2 separate regions of the Homo sapiens genome follow, and region 1 is linked to region 2. Evidence: read pairs that join two places in POLR2A ChIA-PET (ENCODE). Cell type or tissue: Caco-2. All regions are shown on one strand. Links, peaks and the distances in the headings refer to the core of each region. The heading gives the core; the rest is flanking DNA.

Region 1 (10,116 bases), core at 821-8,820, 150 kb after region 2:
TGTCCACTTCTGAGGACCTGCGAGGCATCCCATGTGTCCCACCTGGGATCTTTTGGAATCTGAGTTTCCGTCCCGCCCTGTGATGGGCTCTCTATACGTGACTGCTAGAGCAGCCACTCTCAACCTCAGCTGTACCTTAAAATCATCTGGGGATCTCAAAAAAATACTGATGCCAGGCAGTGAGCCCTAAGTATCAGTTGTTTTGAATCTCCCTCCCCAGCCTTTTTTTTTTTTTTTTTTTTTTTGGACACAGGGCCTCACTGTCGCCTAAGCTGGAGTGAAGTGGCACAATCATAGCTCCCTGCAGCCTCAACCTCCCTAGGCTCAAGTGATCCTCCCACTTCAGTCTCCCGAGTAGCTGGGACTACAGGTGTGTGTCACTGTGTGTGGTTAATTTCTTTTATTTATTTATTTTTGAGATGGAGTCTTGCTCTGTCGCCCAGGCTGGAATGTAGTGATGCAATCTTGGCTCATGCAACCTCCGCCTCCTGGGTTCAAGTGATTCTCCTGCCTCAGCCTCCCAAGTAGTTGGGACTACAGGCATGCGCCACCACGCCTGGCTAATTTTTGTATTTTTAGTAGAGACAGGGTTGGCCAGGCTGGTCTCAAACTCCTGATCTCAAGTGATCTGCCTGCCTCGGCCTCCCAAAGCGTTGGGATTACAGGCGTAGGCCACTGTGCCTGGCCAATTTCTTTTACTTTTTATAGAGATGGGGTCTCGCCATGTTGCCCAGGCTAGTCTCAAACTCTCCTCCCCAGCATTTAAATGTATATTCTAATGCACACCCCAAGATTAAAAATGTTAAGAAATCTGATTGGAGGGGTAGAATCCCACTCCTACTGAATGTCAATTTACGACAGCTATAGTTGGCAAGAAATAGTTTAAAGTTTAAAGGGCACATTAGCAATGTATGGACATAGATTCTGCAGGTTCTCTGCCTTCTGCAGAAACCAAAGGGAAGAGCCTGGCCAGGAGATCTGTGCCTGAGTCTGCAGGACCTCCCAGTTCTCAGCTCCTACTCCTGGTTCCTCTGCAACTTCCTTGTGTTGTAGCAAACAAGATTTCCACCCTCCTGGGCCTCTCTGGTCTCCTGAAGAGGATCTCTGGTCTGCTGAGTCCCACCCTTTTCCTACCCCTTTAGAGGCAGGCTCTACATCCAGTCTGGAGGCAGAATGACCAGGACCGCCCTGGGAAGTGGACTTGCCCATATGAATGGAATCCTATAATGCTGTGTGAACTCCCTGCCTGCTTCCCCGGGGGTCAGGATTCCTGGATGCTGGCCCTTCCAACGTGCTATGCCCTACCTGTCCCCTTCTCAGACCACAGTCTCAGCCCACCCCTCTCTGGGCTATACTATGATAAGCCTCCTTCCCTTTATGGTTGAGCACCCCGGACGCCTTGCTCTCTACATTCACAGAGATGGGTGTCAGCTCTTCCTGCACTTAAGGTACCATTGTCTCCTTTGTATAGGATTTCCCTGGCCCCATACTCTGAGATGACACCCAGTCCTCACAGAAGTGCAGTTCACTCCCCTAGACATAACAGGATGGTAGAGGAAGGCAGTAACGGGGAGTTTTATCTTTCCATCTTTTGTAACACCAGCAACGAAGATTTTTTTTTTCTATGTCACTCTTCAGTCTTTACATAAAGTTCCACATGATAAATTCCCAGCTGAGTTCAATTCCAGGAAAAATTTTGTTCTGAGAATTAATTTGTAGGCTTTCTGTTGTCCAAAATCCCAAACTATGCAACCCAGTGTATTTTTGTTTGTCCCTAAGCTGCCAGAAAACTTACAGCCAAATGCGTTATCCAAGTGTTGTAATCTGCTAAATGCAGGCCACTCAGAAGGTCCACATTCCTTTTGCTTTGCTTTGTTTTCTCCTGAGCATTTGTGTACATACTTGCTTTTAGTCTAAGTTATCATAATCTGTGCCCAAACCAGTCACCAGGTCCTGCCTCTTGATCCTGGCATCCTTTCAGTTTCTCCTGCTCCTCAGTAATTCTGGCCTGGGTGTTGCAAAAAGCCTTGGTCTCCTCCTCCTCCTCCAGGCCTCCCCACCCAACAACTAGAAGGAGCGCATCACTCCTGCTTCAGTGCATACTCCTGCCTCCTTCTGGCAGATCCTTCCTTCCCTGTGCCTCTGCCCTGACAGCTCCCGCCTCACCTCTCCCCGGCATGCACTCACATACTGCAACCCGCAGCCACACTGAATTCCCCTCACTGGCCTCTCCTAGACTCTCTTGGTGACTTTGCACATTCTGTTCTTTCAGCCTGAAACAACCTTCCCTGCTGTTTCCTTGGTGAGGCGGTTTTCAGGGCTTAGCCCAAGCATCACCTAATCTGTGGGGATTCCCTGCACCGGCTCCTCTCTGGGCTGCCCTAGTTCTATGCCATGCAGCCCTCACAGCCAGGCTGGGCAGGACTGGTTTTACTTTTTTGTTTGACTACCCAGCTAGGATGGTGTTCCTGGAAGGAAGGGGGACGTCTCATTCCTCGCTGTGCCACTGATGTCTAGCACGCATGCCTAGCACACAGAGCTGTGTAAGGGTATGAATAGAATACATGACACAGGATTTTATTAATCTTCCAGAATGAAAGGACTGGAGGCCAGGCACAGTGGCTCAAGCCTGTAATCCCAGCACTTTGCGAGGCCGAGGCGGGCAGATCACCTGGGGTCAGCAGTTCAAGACCAGCCTGGCCAACATGGTGAAACCCCGTCTCTACTAAAAATACAAAAATTAGCTGGGTGTGGTGGTGGGCGCCTGTAATCCCAGCTACTCGGGAAGCTGAGACAGGAGAATTGCTTGAACTCCGGGGGCTGAGGTTGCAGTGGGTCGAGATTGCACTACCGCACTCCAGCCAGGGTGACAGAGCAAGACTCTGTCTCAAAAAAATAAAAATAAAAAACAAACGAAAGGACTGGAGGCCAGCCTCCCGCCAGCCTTTTCATTACCAGGCCTCAGAAACCGTCTCTGACACACACACACACACACACTCGCACACTCACACATACTTCCTCTCGGAGTTCTGCTCCGTCCCACGCTGCCCACCCAGACTTTCTACTCCACTCTTTTGGTATCTGATATTTGATGATGTAAGGAGAAGGGATTTCTTTCTCTTCTTTTATGTGGTAACCACAGAGGGTTTAAGAGTTTACTAACAAGATTACTGTAGCACGCCTATTACAACTCTGTTACCCCCAGCCCATTACTGTCCGATGTCATTTGGAACCTTGGGGAAGTCACATTCCTGAATCGCATCTGAACAGCAGCTGGAAGTCAGCACCAGCTGGTTAAGGCAGGGTCACTGCACTTCCCTTGCCCAATTTACGCCCCTGGAGAGCCCTGACCAGTTTCCTGCTTCCTGTCCCAGGCCCCCCATGACAAGATTCCACGGCTGAGGTCTGGCTCTACTCCGTGGTCTCACCCAGCTCTCTGTGACCCTCCTAATACGATTGTGTCCAGACTTCCCCTGGGCTCCATCTGCTCCCAACTCCACCCTTGGGGACAAAGTGGAAGAAGTAAGACCATTCAATCATCTTTACCTTCTTGCTTTCCCAAGACTGCAAATGCTGACCGCTGTGAGGGGGGCCCGGCTGCTCAGCCGCCTCGATGCCCCGCGCTTGCACGCGCACGCACACACTCACACACACTCGCACAGACACACTCACACACAGACACACAAGCGCGCACACACACACACGCGCGCGCGCGGACACACACACACTCACACTCGCGCCCCGAGGGACCCAGCACGGCGCAGGGCGGGGGTCTACCGGCTTTCTGCAGGTCCCCGAGGCGCGAGACGGCGGCGTCCGGGCTCAGTCCTGGGAGTCAGCCCGAGCCCGGGAGGAACGCCTGGATCGCGCTCTGCACAGTCCCGGGACCAGGCGGGAACTCAGACTCCCGTCTGCAGAGCCGCTTCCCCCGTCAGGGCTCAGGCCGCGCGAGCCGTTTCCTCCCTCCCCCGCGCGTCCCCTCCTCCGTCCCCTTTCCCTCCCCAGCTCGACCCTGCACCCCCTGGCCCGGCCCGGCCCTACCTCCCCGCGGGCGGCGGCTCCGCGGGCTCTGGGGCGCATCTTGGGGGCTCCGGGGCGGGCCGGGACGGCTGGCGGCGCGGCTCGGGGGCGGGCGGCGGCGGGTGCCGGGGACGCCATGGCCCTCCGCCCTCCGCCCCTTTGTCCGCCGAGCCTCCCCCGGCCGCCCGCAAGCCCCTGGGGGTCCCCGCCGCGCGCGCTCCCGTGGGGTCCCCGCCGCCCCCGGCCCCAGCGGCGCGCTTCCCTCGGCCGGCCCAGCGCAGGCTCGCCCGCGGCCCCTGCCTCCTCCTGCCGTGGCTCCGCGACGATCTGCGCGACGCGCGCCCCCTCCTCCCGACCCATCCCGCCCGGCCCAGTGAGCTAATCCGCAGCTGGCGGGCGCCCGGCCGGTTGCCACGGCAACCCCTCTCCCAGGGCCCGGCCCCGCGCGGAGCTGCGGTAAACAGGACCTTCTGCCGGACTCGCCCCCTCGCCTCTCGGGGTGGGGGAGAGGTGGCTTAACCCTTCCTGGGAGGACGCCCGCCGCGCGCGGGCTCCATTCCACCCAGGCCCGGGCGGATTCGCGAGGTGCTTCCGGCCTGAGGCTTAGACCTGGACGTCCAAGCCTGGGGAACGGCGGCCGCGTGCCCGGCCCCGCTTACTCTAGGCAGTTAACACACTCTCGGCACCGGGCCGGGGCCGGGGGCACCTCGGGCAGTGAGTCAGGCACCACCCTTGCCCCAGGCAGCTTGCCGTCGGGCCGGGGTAATGACAGTCATGAGACCGGCGATGCAGGTGATGGGGGCCGGGGAGGGCCCAGGGCCGAGCGCGCTGCAGAAGGGCTCCCAGACCGGGCGGGAAGGGAGGTGGTCAGGAAAAGCTTCCAAGAGGAGAAGTGACTTCATAGACCCGCTGCCCCCACTCACGCAGGACACCGTCAAGGAACACAGGCTGCACAGCAGAAGTCCGCAGGGAAATGCCGTGGGCTGCGGGGAAGGCGGGTCTGGAATACAGGCTGGGGCCTTCGAGGAAGTTCCCTGGAGCTTTGACCGGGCCGGGAACATTGAATAGCATTTGCATAGGTGGAGGAAAGTGGGTGAAAGGAAAGGGTTCTGAGTGAAGGGAACAGCACCAGTGGAGGCCGGAAGCAGAGGCTAGGCATTTCAGAAACAGCCGAGTGAGGACCAAGTGGTGAATCAGGTCTGATGGGTAGGCTTAGCCAGATTTCAAGCGGGGGACGGAAAGTTTTTGAGCAGAGGAATGCCCTGATGAGAGTGAGGGGGGTCTGGCGGGGTGATTTGCGCGCGGTGGGAGCAGGCTTCAGGTCCATCTCCACACCAGAGGAAGGTCATCCTCATCTTTAGCTCAGAAGGGCTGGGAGCCATGGTCCTGCGGGACAGCAAAGAGGCCTAAAGTTCAAGCAAGGGGGAAGAGAGAAGAGAGGCTTAGCCTCACAAATCCACAGAAGGAGTGTGCGCGCGAGAGAAAGGCAGGAGGGAGACAGTGAAAAATAAAAGATGGGTGTAATGACGTAATACTGCCCAGGCAGTGCCTATAGACTGGGAGCTTGAGATTTGAGGGACTTGTTCAAAGTCACAGGAAAAAAATCTCTGTTTTCTTCTCAGCTGAGGGTTTTATGCTTTCTGGGAACTCTTTGAAGCTTTTCTAGGGCTTAAGTTCCTTAAACTCCTCATGACATACCCATTTTAACTAAGCATAGTCAACTTTTAGAGCCCACATTTGCAAAGTGCAAGCTTTTTTTTTAAAGTGTAAGCATTTAAATTATTGTTTTGTTTGTTGAAGCATTATTCAGTAAGTTTTTCACTTTCTAAATAAAGATCAGAGGCTTGGCTTTTTTTTTTTTTTTTTTTTGAGACGGAGTCTCGCTCTGTCGCCCAGGCTGGAGTGCAGTGGAGCGATTTCGGCTCACTGCAAGCTCCGCCTCCTGGGTTCACGCCATTCACCTGCCTCAGCCTCCCAGGCTTGGCTTCTTTTTTATTGATTGATTGATTGAGGCAGTCTCAGTCTCTCACCCGCGGTGGAGTGCAGTGTTGCTATCATAGCTCACTTCAGCCTCGAACTCCTGGGCTCAAGCAATTTCCCCACCTCAGCCTCCCAATTAGCTAGGACTACAGATGTATGCTATCATGGTCGGCTTTTTTATTTTTTGTAGGTCTTGCTATGTTGCCCAGGCTAATCTTGAACTCCTGGCCTCAAGTGATCCTCCTGACTTGGCCTCCCAAAGTGTTGGGATTATAGATGTGAGCCACCACGCCTGGCCAAGACTTGGCTTCTTGAGGGTTAATTATTCCCAGGGCTGCTACAACATATAAGAAAGCAAACTGGTGCAATCTTGGCTTGCAACCTTTGCCTCCTGGGTTCAAGCGATTCTTTTGCCTAAGCCTCCTGAGTAGCTGGGATTACAGGCGCCTGCCACCGCGCCACGCTCGGCTAATTTTTTTGTATTTTTAGTAGTGACAGGGTTTCACCATCTTGGCCAGGCTAGTCTTAAAAACTCCTGACCTCATGATCCACCCGCCTTGGCCTCCCAAAGTGCTCGGATTACAGGTGTGAGCCACCGCACCTGGCCTAATTTTTTTTTTTTTTTTTTTTTGAGACAGATTCTCACTCTGTCACCTAGGCTGGAGTACAGTGGCATGGTCTTGGGTCACTGAAGCCTCAGCCTCCTGAGTTTGAGTGATTCTCCTGCCTCAGCCTCCCATGTAGCTGGGATTACAGGCATCTGCCACCATGCCCAGCTAATTTTTGTATTTTTAGTAGAGACAGGGTTTCACCATGTTGGCCAGGCTGATCTCAAACTCTTGACCTCCAGTGATCCTCCCACCTCAGCCTCCCAAAGTGCTGAGATTATATTGTATAGGTGTGAGCCACTATGCCTGGCCTTCCACTCCCTCATCTTTGACTTCTGGACACTAATCTGTTTTAGGAAAATAACTCCTGCCTTAGTTCCTTGGGTCTGAGTCTGATGAACTGTGTACAGCCTGTGCTTTGTGGATTTCTAACCTTGCCTGCCTCTCACAGCCCCCAGCCCTCCAACTTCTCAGAGCTGGCTGCTCCCATTGCTGGGTCATCCTGTGGCTCTGCCCATGACAGGGGTCCCACATAGGGACCCCTCCCTCCTTCACCTTGTGGCCCCCCCATGCTGGCTCCCTGGAGGAGGGAGACAGGGTAGCCCACGATAGCCCTCCAAGGCTGGTGCTACACGTTGGAGCCTGGAAGGGCCTCTCCGTCATCCCCTCTTCTCCTGTTCCTGGCGCTGACAACTCCAACAGTATATTCGTCCCCTGTCCTCCTTCTCTGTCCATAGCTTCTCTTCATGTTGGAAAATGCTTCGGGTAGGAGGTCATGCCTGGCCTCAAGCTGGGAAAAGTGAAAGTGAGAGGAAAGGGACAAAGTTGATTTCTCTTTTGAGTCTTTAATCTTGCTTCTTTATATTTTATTTTATTTCATTTTATTTTATTTTAATTAATTTTTATTTTTTGAGACAGAGTCTTGCTCTGTCGCCCAGGCTGGAGTGCAGTGGTGCAATCTCGGCTCACCACAACCTCCGCCTCCTGGGTTCAAGTGATTCTCCTGCCTCAGCCTCCCAAGTAGCTGGTATTACAGGCATGCGCCACCACACCCGGCTAATTTTTGTATTTTTAGTAGAGATGGGGTTTCGCCATGTTGACCAGGCTGGTCTCAAACTCCCGACCTCAGGTGATCCCCTCACCTTGGCCTCCCAAAGTGCTGGGATTACAAGCATGAGCCACCGTGCCCAGTCTTTTTTATTTTATTTTAACATTTATTTCAATTAATTTATATTGAGACAAGGTCTTGCTATGTTGCCTAGGCTGGCCTTGAACTCCCCACCTCAGCCTCCTGAATAGTAACCCTGTTTCTTCCACACAGAGCAGCCCTGGAACACTGCAGTACATTTCTTCCTTCCTCTCCCTCCTTTTCCTCCAGCGTCCTGCTGAGGAGCGCAGGCCTTGATTGGAGGGGCACATTCAGCTCTGCAGCAGGTTGCTCAGCCTTGAAATCCCAGCTTTTTAAACCCTTCATCTGTAGGGTGGAAATGGCAATGGCTGCGGCCTCCTAAGAGCGCTGTTTTGAGGGTTTGGTATGGTGCCTGGCCCATGGGAGGACTCACGGGTACTCTCCTGTTGGTTATTATTTTCCTAATCTCCTTTTTTTTTTTCCCCATGAACACAGAGTGTCAAGGTTGAAGAATGGGAGGCAGGCAGTTTTTCTTCTCCTACATCAGCGCTCAACTCCCCCTTCCTCCCCACCCCTTTTAGGTCCAGGATCGTCTACCAGCACGCACAGGCAACAGAGCTGGCTTTATCTCAGCCATAAGCCAAGGGAGTAATGCATTCAATGGGCCTGCGGCTCTGTCTCTTGCTCCGACACTGGATGGAACAGACTCTCTCTTCCAGGCTCTGACTGCCTTCCAATAAAAATTAAAATAAAGAAACCAGGCCGGACGCGGTGGCTTATGGCTGTGATCCCAGCACACTGGAAGGCCGAGGCGGGCGGATCACCTGAGGTCATGAGTTCGAGACCAGCCTGGCCAACGTGGTGAAACCCTGTCTCTACTAACAATACAAAAATTAGCCAGGCATGGTGGCAGGTGCCTGTAATCCCAGCTAGTCGGGAGGCTGAGGCAGGAGAATCACTTGAACCTGGGAGGGCAGGCAGGTGGTGATGAGACAGAAGAAAGATCCTGCCAGCCAAGAGGCCAAGAAGGAATGGATCCCAGTGACCCAAGCAGGGGAGCCAGATCTCAAGGGGATGGTTTGAGTCAGGGATGCCCCAAGGAACTGCACTGCCTGTTCCTTCCAGAGGGGGGAGCCACAGTGAGGACATGGATTGGTTCTTGATCCAGAACTCTCCCTCCAGAGGAGCTGGCCCTGGGCAGAGCCGATGCTCACAGGCTTCATGGGGTAACAAAAAGAACATGGGTTGAGCCAGACAGGTCTGGGTCTGTGGGACCTCAGATAAAGCACATAACCCGTTGGGGCTTGGTTTTCCCATCCATGAAATGGCAGGAATGATGCTTCGTTGTTCAGAGTTGCAGGGCGGACCTAATGCCATGACTGGTCAAAGTGCCTGGGACAAAAATGATGCTCTGTCAACATTTACATCCAAAAGGAATCTCAGTGGAAATGAAAACATTTGAGAGAGTGTCCGAAGGCTCTTTCTCAGGCTCTGTCCCCTGCCTTGATGGGTGGGGCTAGCCTTGTCATATCCCTCGGTACTTCCCATTTCCCGTGGTTTCTTCTTTTTTTCTTTTGAGACGGAGCCTTGCTCTTGTTGCCCAGGCTGGAGTGCAATGATGTGATCTTGGCTCACTGCATAGGTGCATAGGTGAAAGGTATACACATGGGAGGCTGGGGCAGGAGGATCACTTGAGCTTGGGAGTCCTGGGTTGTGGTGCACTTTGCCAATCCAGTGTCTGCACTAAGTTCAGCATCAATATGGTGACCTCCTGGGAGCAAGGGACCACCAGGTTGCCTAAAGAGGGGTTAATCAGCCCAGGTCAGAAATGGAACAGGTCAAAACTCCTGTGCTAATCTGTAGTGGGATCGTACCTGTGAATAGCCACTGCACTCTAGCCTGGGCAACATAGTCAGAATCCATCTGTAGGAAAAAAACTGGAAATAATTAGCCTGGGTTCAGTGGTTCATGCTTGTAATCTCAATCTCAGCACTTTGGGAGACTGAGGCAGGTGAATCACTTGAGCCCAGAAGTTCGAGACCAGCCTGGCAACATGGTGAAACCCTGTCTCTACTGAAAATACCAAAAAATTAGCCAGGCGTGGTGGCGCACGCCTATAATCTCAGCTACTCAGGAGGCTGAGGCACGCGAATCACTTGAACATGGGAGGCAGAGGTTGCAGTGAGCAGAGATTGTGCCACTGCACTCTGGCCTGTGTGACAGAGCAAGACCTTGTCTCAAAAAAAAAAAAAATAAAAACCATAATCATTAAATTATATTTAAAAAGAAAAGAAAAAAGCTATACACACAGTAGATGATTGATGGACAAGAGGTTTATTGATTGATTGATCATCTGGAGAGCTGGTGTGGGGAGAAGAA
Region 2 (10,116 bases), core at 1,047-9,046:
CACCTTGGGCACATGTAATCAAGAACCTCCTGAGGCTGAGTACAGTGGCTTATGCCTGTAATCCCAGCACACTGGGAGGCCGTGGTGGGCAGATTACTTGAGGTCAGGAGTTCCAAACCACTCAGGCCAACATGGTGAAACTCCATCTCTACTAAAAATACAAAAATTAGCCGGGCATGGTTGTGTACACCTGTAATCCCAGCTGCTTGGGAGGCTGAGGCAGGAGAATCACTTGAACCCTGGAGGTGGAGGTTGCAGTGAGCTAAGATCATGCCATTGCACTACTGCCTGGGGGACAGAGTGAGACTCTGTCTCAAAAAAATTAGCTGGGCGTGGTGGGGCACACCTGTAATCCCAGCTTCTCCACCACACTCCAGCTTGGTCAGCAGAGCGAGACTCCATCTCAAAAAAACAAAAACAAAAACAAAAACTAAAAACACCTCCTGAGGTTATGTCACAGATGCACATCCTTATATAAGAACCACACTTGATTTTCAAAGGCCTTACATCTACATTATCTAGTTTGGGTCCCACAATGGCCTTTAGAAGTAGGAGAAGTACAGAGTACTTTGCCATTTTAAGGCCCGGAAAATGAGGTTGTCGAGTCATGCACAAATGTTGCCTGTAATCACATAGCCCATAAGTGAGCTTGGAGCTTGAGGAATTTAAACTTCTGCTTTATTGCTTCCCTGAGCTGGTGCTGGAGGTTAGGCCTTGCCCTAAAGGAGTTTTTCCTTTGAAAGAAAAGGCTACGGCCAGGCGCGGTGGCTCACGCCTGTAATCCCAGCACTTTGGGAGGCCAAGGCGGGCGTATCACGAGGCTAGGAGATCGAGACCATCCTGGCTAACACGGTGAAACCCCATCTCTACTAAAAATACAAAAACAAAATTAGCTGGGTGTGGTGGTGGGGGCCTGTAGTCCCAGCTACTCAGAAGGCTGAGGTGGGAGAATGGCATGAACCCAGGAGGCAGAGCTTGCAGTGAGCCGAGATCGCGCCACTGCACTCCAGCCTGGACGACAGAGCAAGACTCTGTCTCAAAAAAATAAAAAAAAAAGAGAAGACTACAAATAAGACACAATCACTTTAAGTGCTGCAAAGTTAAAGGATAAGAGATTTGTCTGGCATCTTCCCAAGCCAGTGTGGAATATTTTATTGTCAGCAGATGTAGTTTGTACTATGTTACACAAGTTTTGACAACCTTAATCTGGAAACTGTAGTCTACACAATAAACATAATGTTGATCTATGTGTTATTTTCTTTCCAAAGGGAGTTTAATTAATGATTTGTTCCCTGTAAAAACAGTCTATATTCTCTTATAGACCAGTGGTTCCCTGCCTTTTAAATCCTCCTCAATCAATGCTCCTGACTGGGCCTCCCTTTGTAATCCCATAATGCTAAGATTGCAGGTGTGAGCCATCAGCCCCAGCTATGAGTTATTTTATTTTATTTTTATTGTTATCTTATTTATTTTATTTTATTTTATTTTTGAGATGGAGTTTCGCTCTGCTGCCCAGGCTGGAGTGTAGTGGCATGATCTAGGCTCACTGCAAGCTCTGCCTCCCAGGTTCACGCCATTCTCCTGCCTCAGCCTCCCAACTAGCTGGGACTACAGGAGCCCGCCACCACGCCCAGCTAATTTTTTGTATTTTTAATAGAAACGGGGTTTCACCGTGTTAGTCAGGACAGTCTCAATCTCCTGACCTCATGATCTGCCCGCCTCGTCCTCCCAAAGTGCTGGGATTACAGGCGTGAGCCACCGTGCCGGGCCTATTTTATTTTTATTTTTAGAGATGGAGACTTGCTCTGTCACCCAGGCTGGAGTGCAGTGGTATGATCTCAGCTAACTTCAACCTCTGCCTCCTGGGTTCAAGCGATTCTCCTGCCTCAGCCTCCTGAGTAGCTGGGATTACAGGCATGCACCACCATGCCCAGCTAATTTTTGTGTTTTTAGTAGAGACAGGGTTTCGCCATGTTGGCCAGGCTGGTCTCAAACTCCTGACCTCAGGCAATCCACCCCCCCACCCCCCTTCAGTCTCCCAAAGTGCTGGGATTACAGGCATGAACCACCACACCCAGCCCATGAGTTATTTTATTTTTATTGTATTTATTTATTTTTGAGTCGGAGTCTTGCTGTATTGTCCATACTGCAGTGCAATGACGCGATCTCGGCTCACCGCAACCTCTGCTTCCCAGGTTCAAGTGATTCTCCTGCCTCAGCCTCCCAAGTAGCTGGGATTACAGGCGCGCCACCACACCCAGCTAATTTTTGAAATTTCAGTAGAGACAGGATTTCACCATGTTGGCCAGGCTGGTCTCCAACTCCTGACCTCAAATGATCCGCCCACCTCAGCTTCCCAAAGTGCTGGGATTACAGGCATGAGCCACCACGCCTGGCCGAGTTATTTTTAATATTAAATACTGTGTTAATTTTTGGTACATTTATATATATATATATATATATATATATATATTTTTTTTTTTTTTTTTTTTTTTAATAAGCAATCCAGTTTGGCCAGGTGCAGTGGCTCATGCCTGTACTTCCAGCACTTTGGGAGGCTGAGGTGGGAAGATCGCTTGAAGCCAGGAGCTCAAGACCAGCCTGGGCAATATAGCAAGACTCCATTTCTAGAAAAACATTAGAAAATTAACTGGAACCAGGAGAGGTGTCTTATGCCTTGTAATCCCAGCACTTTGGGAGGCCAAGGTGGGATGATTGCTTGAGGCCAGGGGTTCAAGACCAGCCTGGGAAACATGGCAAAACCCTGTCTCATTCCTTCAATCCTAGCACTTTGGGAGGCTGAAGCAGGTGGGTCACTTGAGGTCAGTTCAAGACCAGCCTGGCCAACATAGTGAAACCCCCGTCTCTACCAAAAATACAAAAATGAGCTCTTGGCCTTGGTGCCATCTTCTTGGAAACCTTTGTGCTACAAGAGCCAAGTGGAGGAAGAAGCACATGAGGAGGCTGAAGCCCAAAAGAAAGATGAGGCAGAGGTCCAAGTAAACCACTAGCTTGTTGCACCCGTGGAGGCCACAGAAGCAGAAACATGGAATGCCAGAGGCTGGGAATGCTGGTACAAGTTGTTGGACTGCATGCTACTGTCTAGAGCTTTCTCAATGGACCTGGAACTTTATCGCCAACTGATCGCCAAGACCACCTCTGAGACCCACCTTGGTAATAACCAAAACTGTCCATGTTGGTCCTTTGTCCTGGATCTGTGACATTCTGAACTATTTATTTATTTATTTTTTGAGACAGAATCTTGCTCTGTCACCCAGGCTGGAGTGCAGTGGTGCGATCTCGGCTCACTGCAATCTCCGCCTCCTGGGTTCACGCGATTGTCCTGCCTCAGCCTCTTAAATAGCTGGGATTACAGGTGTGCGCCACCATGCCCAGCTAATTTTTTTGTATTTTTGGTAGAGATGGGATTTCACCAAGTTGGTCAGGCTGGTCTCGAACTCCTGACTTCATGATCCGCCCGCCTCGGCCTCCCAAAGTGCTGGGACTACAGGCATAAGCCACCGCACCCGGCCATTCTGGACTATTTCTGTGTCCACTTGTGGCTGAGTATAGCAACCATACAATAAAACCCCTCTTCCACTGTCTTAGCTGAAGAACTAAAAAAAAAAAAAAAAAAAAATGAGTGGTGCATGCCTGTAGTCCCAGCTACTTGGGAGGCTGAGGCAGGAGAATCGCTTGAACCTGGGAGACGGAAGGTGCAGTGAGCTGAAATCACGCCACTGGTGCCACTGCGAGCCCAGCGGGGGCAGAGCGAGATTACAGCCCCAGGGGACAGAGCGAGACTCCATCTGAAAAGAAAGTTTGTCAAGTAAACAAATGAATGAGTCCAGGTGCAGTGGCTCACGCCTCTAATTCCAGTACCTCGGCAGGCTCATTTGAGGCCAGGTGTTCACAATCAGCCTGGACAAAATAGCAAGACTCCATCTTTATGAAATAAAAAATAAAAAGCCGCCGGGCGTGGTGGCTCATGCCTGTAATCCCAGCACTTTGGGAGGCCGAGGCGGGCAGATCACGAGGTCAGGAGATCAAGACCATCCTGATTAACACAGTGAAACCCCCTCTCTACTAAAAATACAAAAATTATCTGGGCGTGGTGGCGGGCGCATGTAGTCCCAGCTACTCGGGAGGCTGAGGCAGGATAATGGCATGAACCTAGGAGGCGGCGCTTGCAGTGAGCTGAAATTGCACCACTGCACTCCAGCCTGGGTGACAGAGCGAGACTCCGTCTCAAAATAAATAAATAAATAAATAAAAATAAATAAAAAGCCAAATGAATGGATGACACATGAATCAATGAATGCAAATATGAATTTGTGGGGCCTTACCCTATCTCTAAGCTCCCCTTCTCCCTCAAAAGGGTTAGGAACAAAAGGATTTTAGGAAAAGAACAGGAAAACTTAGAGCAGTTCCTCTCTAGAAATGGCAAGATATCTCAGCTCTCCCACCCCAGCCCTCACCCCTGGAGGGGATTATGCTGACCAAATAGTTTATGCTGCTGGAGGGCTCTCTTTAGGGAGGGGCAAAAATGCCAATAAGGTTATCTTCCTCTGTTCTGTACCCTGCTACCAAATCTGATCTGAAATCAGCCCATAGGTGTCCTAAAGTATGGAAATGTGCTAGGGCCACCTGCCGGTGGGAAAAAGATAAATTAGATTTCAGAAAAGGGCTGATAGTAAGCATTTAAAATACAATACCTTCCAGCGCAGTGGCTCATGCCTGTAATCCCAGCACTTTGGGAGGCCGAAGCGGGCGAATCACCTGAGGTCAGGGGTTCAAGACCAGCCTGACCAACATGGAGAAACCCCGTCTCTACTAAAAATACAAAAAAATTAGCCAGGCGTGCTGGCGCAGGCCTGTAATCCCAGCTACTCTCGAGCCTGAGGCGGGAGAATCACTTGAACCTGGGAGGCGGAGGTTGTGGTGAGCCGAGATCTCGCCATTGCACTCCAGCCTGGGCAACAAGAGCGAAACTGTCTAAAAAAGTAAATAAAATAAAATACCAAGAAGCTATATTTAGAAAACTCTTACATGCTTGAACCTTTACTTCCTTGACTTTTTTGTTTTGTTTTTGGTTTAAAATCCATTTACAGGCCGGGAGTAATGGCTCATGCCTGTAATCCCAGCCCTTTGGGAGGCCGAGGTGGACAAATCATTTGAGGTCAGGAGTTTAAGACCAGCCTAGCCAACATGGAAAACCCCATCTCTATTAAAAATACAAAAATTAGCCGGGTGTGGTGGTGTGCCTGTAATCCCAGCTACTGGAGAGGCTGAGGCAGGAGAATCCCTTGAACCTGAGAGGCAGAGATCACAGCACTGCACTCCAGCCTGGGCAATAGAGTGACACTCAGTCTCAAAAAAAAAAAAAAACGGGTGCAGTGTCTCATCCCAGCACATTGGGAGGCCAAGGCAGGTAGATCGCCTGACGTCAGGAGTTTGAGATTACCTTGGCCAACATGGTGGAACCCCATCTCTACTAAAAATACAAAAATTAGCTGGCTGTGGTGGCAGGCACCTGTAATCCCAGCTCCTCGGGAGGCTGAGGCTGGAGAATCGCTTGAACCCAGGAGGCGGAGGTTGCAGTGAGCTGAGAGCACGCCACTGCACCCCAGCCTGGGCAACAGAGTGAGACTCCGTCTTGAAAAAAAAAAAAGATAAATAAATAAAATCCGTTTATTACTGAGGAGTTCTTGATTTTGTGTGTGTGTGTGATTTAAAAGTTATAAATGGGCCGGGTGCGATGGCTCACGCCTGTAATCCCAGCACTTTGGGAGGCCAAGGCAGGCGGATCACGAGGTCAGGAGATCGAGACCATCCTGGCTAACACGGTAAAACCCCATCTCTACTAAAAATATAAAAAATTAGCTGAGCGTGGTGGTGGGCGCCTGTCTACTTGGGAGGCTGAGGCAGGAGAACGGCATGAACCTGTGAGGCGGAGCTTGCACTGAGCTGAGATCACACCACTGCACTCCAGCCTGGGGGACAGAGAGAGACTCCGTCTCAAAAAAGAAAAAAAAAAGTTATAAATGGAGGCCGGGCGCGGTGGCTCACCCCTGTAATCCCAGCACTTTGGGAGGCAGAGTTGGGCAGATCGCATGAGGTCAGGAGTTCAAGACCAGCCTGACCAACATGGAGAAACCCTGTCTCTACTAAAAAATATAAAATTAGCTGGGCATAGGGGTGCCTGCCTGTAATCCCAGCTACTTGGGAGGCTGAGGCAGGAGAATCGCTTGAACCCAGAGGCGGAGGTTGTGGCTAGCCGAGATTGCGCCATTGCACTCCAGCCTGGGCAACAAGAGCGAAACTCTGTCTCAAAAAAAAAAAGAAGTTATAAATGGAACTACGTGTATTCACGTGCACGAGTTTGCACTGCAGTTTGATAGAAAGCCTGACTGCATTGTGTGGTAAGCTTGTGTGAGTGATGTGTGTGCTCTTTGAACTAATGCTGCTTCAGCTCTCCTCTGCCATAGCGGAACCCAGCCTTCCAGGAAAGAAAAGCCAGGAAGGGCAGCCTAATCTCTGCAAAAACTAGGAAGTGAATGCTGAGAATGAATTGATGAACTTCCTAGGCTTATTTGGTGAAAATATAGCTTGCTTTATAAAGAAAGGCCTCAGGCCAGGCACGGTGGCTCACGCCTGTAATCCCAGCACTTTGGGAGGCTGAGGCGGGTGGATCACCTGAGGTCGGGAGTTCAAGACCAGCCTGAGCAACATGGTGAAACCCCGTCTCTACCAAAAATACAAAAATTAGCCAGGCGTGGTGGCGCATGCCTGTAATCCCAGCTACTCAGGAGGCTGAGGCAGGAGAATCACTTGAACCCAGGAGGCGGAGGTTGCAGTGAGCCAAGATTGCACCATTGCACTCCAGCCTGGACGACAGAGCAAGACTCCATCTCAAAAAAAAAAAGAAAAGAAAAGAAAAGAAAGAAAATGTCTCTTCCAGGTGCAGCCTAAATGAGCCACAGTCTTAGGGGATAATAGCATCAGCGGATTCCTTCATTCCTTCATTCAGGTACGGTGGTCAGGGAAGGCCCTTCTAAGACAATATTTGAAAGTAGTCCTAAAGGATTGGAAAGAATGAGCCATGTGAAGACATGAGGGAAGAGCGCACAGGCCAGAGGGAACAGCAGGTATGGCCCGGAGGCTGGGCCCTGCTTGGTGTGATCCAGGACCTGCTGACGCCACTGTGGCTGGACCCAGGGAGCCAGGCCAAGGTTGGTCAGAGATAAGGCCGACTGGAGAGCGAAGGGGAGATGGAATCACCTGATGGGTTCTTCCTGCCTGCTGCACAGACAAAATCAATCCTCTGAGACCATGGCACAGCAGTAAAGAACAGTAAAGAACGCTGAATTGACAGAAGCTGGCTACAAATCAATCTCCTTGAAGGCTCTGAGGTTAAGGATTTTCTTTTGTTTTCTTTTTTTTGTTTTTGTTTTTGCCATATCAATACCTGGTTTAATTTTTTTTTTTTTTTTTTTTTTGAGACGGAGTCTCACTCTGTCTCCCAGGCTGGAGTACAATGGCGCCATCTTGGCTCACTGCAACCTCCGCCTCCTGAGTTCAAGCGATTCTCCTACCTCAGCCTCCCAAGTAGCTGGGACTACAGGCGCCCGCCACCAAGCCCGGCTAATTTTTTGTATTTTTAGTAGAGATGGGATTTCACCGTGTTAGCCAGGATGGTCTCGATCTCCTGACCTCGTGATCTACCTGCCTTGGCCTCCCAAAGTGCTGGGATTACAGGTGTGAGCCACTGTGCCTGGCCAGTTTTAATTTTTTTTAGAGGAAATACTATAATCTTTTTTTTTTTTTTTTTTAGATAGAGTTTCACTCTGTCACCCAGGCTGAAGTGCAGTGGCATGATCTCAGCTCACCATAACCTCCACCTCCCATGTTCAAGCAATTCTCCTGCCTCAGCCTCCTGAGTAGCTGGGATTACAGGCGCCAGCCACCACACCTGGCTAATTTTTGTATATTTTTTTTTTAGTAGAGACGGGGTTTCACCATGTTGATCAGGCTGGTCTCGAACTCCTGACCTTGTGATCCACCCGCTTCAGCCTCCCAAAGTGCTGGGATTACAGGCATGAGCCACTGTGCCCAGCCGGAAATACTATAATCTTAAAAAAGAGTTCCAAAAAACTTAACAGCATTTCCAGCCATGACTATTTCTGAAATGTAAAGATTTGAAACCTAATTTATACAAAACTAAAAACCAGAAAGATTCATTCTTGCTTTTTCTTTTTTAAAAAATCCAGATAGTTTGTCACAAGAAAGTTCGGCAAATTGCCAGGCACAGTAGCTCACGTCTGTAATCCCAGCACTTTGGGAGGCGGAGGTGGGTGGATCACCTGAAGTCAGGAGTTCAAAACCAGCCTGGCCAACATAGTGAAACCCCATCTCTACTAAAAATACAAAAATTTGCTAGGCGTGGTGGCATGCCTGTAATCTCAGCTTACTCGGGAAGCTGAGGCAGGAGAATCACTTGAACCAGGAGGTTGAGGTTGCAGTAAACCAAGATCACGCCATTGCACTCCAGCCTGGGCGACAAGAGCGAAACTCCATCTCAAAAAAAAAAAAAAAAAATTCATTCTACTCAGTGTCTGCGTTGGGGGTTCTACATCTTATTTCCAATCGCTCAAGCCAGTTGCGCCACCTGAGGTTAGGGGTTTTCAAGGATAGTTTGGTGGGCAGTGGACTAGGGGTTGGGGAGTGAATGTTGGGGATGCAGTCATAGGGCTGTGGAAAATGGAGCTTGTATGCTGAGTTCCCCTCTGGGTGGGTCCACAGGACTGGGTGAGTCATGAGTCACAAGTGCAGGTGGAGCCATCAGGTAGCCAGAAATGTAAAAGTGTGAAAGGACATCTCAGAAGGCCAATCTTAGCTTCTACAATAGTGATGTTATCTGCAGGAGTAATTGGGGAAGTCACAAATCTTGTGACCTCCAGAACAATGGCTGGTTACCCTTTAACGATGCCTATATCTCAGCAAAATTCAGGCTCCTCTCATAATCCTAAACTTATGGCTTTTCATTAGTTTTACAAAGGCAGTTTGGTTTTGGGAAGGGCCATTATCATCCTCACTTTAAGGTTAAATTATTTATTTATTTTTTTTGAGATGGAGTCGGGCTCTGTCACCCAGACTGGAGTGCAGTGGCATGGTCTTGGCTCACTGCAACCTCCACCTCCTGGGTTCAAGCAATTCTCCTGTCTCAGCCTCCCAAGTAGCTGGGATTACAGGCACATGCCAGCATGCCAGGCTAATTTTTGGTATTTTTAGTAGACACAGGGGTTTCACCATGTTGGCCAGGCTAGTCTTGAATTCCTGGCCTCAGGTGATTCACCCGCCTCGGCCTCCCAAGGTGCTGGGTTTACAGGTGTGAGCCACCGCGCCCGGCCTAAGGTTAAACTATAAACTAAATTTCTCTCAAAGTTAGTTTGACCTACTCCCAGGAATGACCCAGGACAGCTTGGAGATTAGAAGCAAGTTGGAGGCGGCAACAATGTCAGGTTTCTCTTACTGTCTTAATTTTGCAAAGGCGCTTTTAGAGACACAGTGAGAGCTAGTGTTCCTGCTGAGCAGATTCCTCCTCCCCAGTTCACAGCGCACTTTAGTGTATCTTTGGGTGGTACTCTACCAGCCATGCAGAAATTATCAGACCCAGTGAGACTGCAGCAGACTCAGGCGGCCAGGATGAGAGTGTCCTGAGCGGTGGGGTAGAGGGAGAACAGATTCCTTTTCCACACTTGGATAATCCCAGGTGCATAGTGTCTCTTTGGCTTCATGGCTGCTGCTGGTCCTGGCCTCACATTTGTCTGGGGGCTTCAGTCTGAGGGACTGCAGCAGTGCATTCTGGATTCGGTAGTTAGCTAACATAGAGCTCAGTGTTGTGTGCCTACTGTCCAAAAAATAAAATTGCATGTGTATTGATGGCTGAAACCTGTTGATAAAAAGAGCCAAACTCTAGGGGTTGGGCTCAGCTGCTCACGTCTGTAACTGAGCACTTTGGGAAGCTGAGGAGGGAGGATCACTTGAGCCCAGGAGTTCAAGACCAGCCTGGGCAACATTGTAAAAATTAAAAAAAATTAGCTGGGTGTGGTGGCA

The links. Peaks named below come from ENCODE experiments on the same cell type or tissue, not always from the same donor. Only the 100,000 strongest peaks of a DNase experiment are listed, where the experiment ranks them.
Region 1: POLR2A ChIA-PET joins it to region 2 with 6 read pairs; 8 of 35 experiments call an interaction of 5 or more read pairs at or near these places.

Annotation. Positions count from the first base shown.
Region 1 is chr7:140,636,463-140,646,578 of GRCh38, forward strand. It overlaps DENND2A (DENN domain containing 2A), which reads right to left and starts at 4,351. Exons shown (of 20, transcript NM_015689.5): 1 at 4,042-4,351. It overlaps LOC105375535 (a long non-coding RNA gene), which reads left to right and starts at 4,447. Exons shown (of 6, transcript XR_928047.3): 1 at 4,447-4,812. It also overlaps the pseudogene RN7SL771P. RefSeq lists an enhancer at 1-347 and a silencer at 4,247-4,541. In Caco-2, for the core only: no CTCF peak of the experiment used is centred there; a DNase peak (open chromatin) is centred at 4,480; H3K4me3 peaks cover 1,372 bases.
Region 2 is chr7:140,488,626-140,498,741 of GRCh38, forward strand. No RefSeq gene overlaps it. Among named protein-coding and RNA genes, the nearest start is that of MKRN1, 14 kb to the left of the region's middle. In Caco-2, for the core only: a CTCF peak has its summit at 4,639 (motif pointing left); a DNase peak (open chromatin) is centred at 4,653.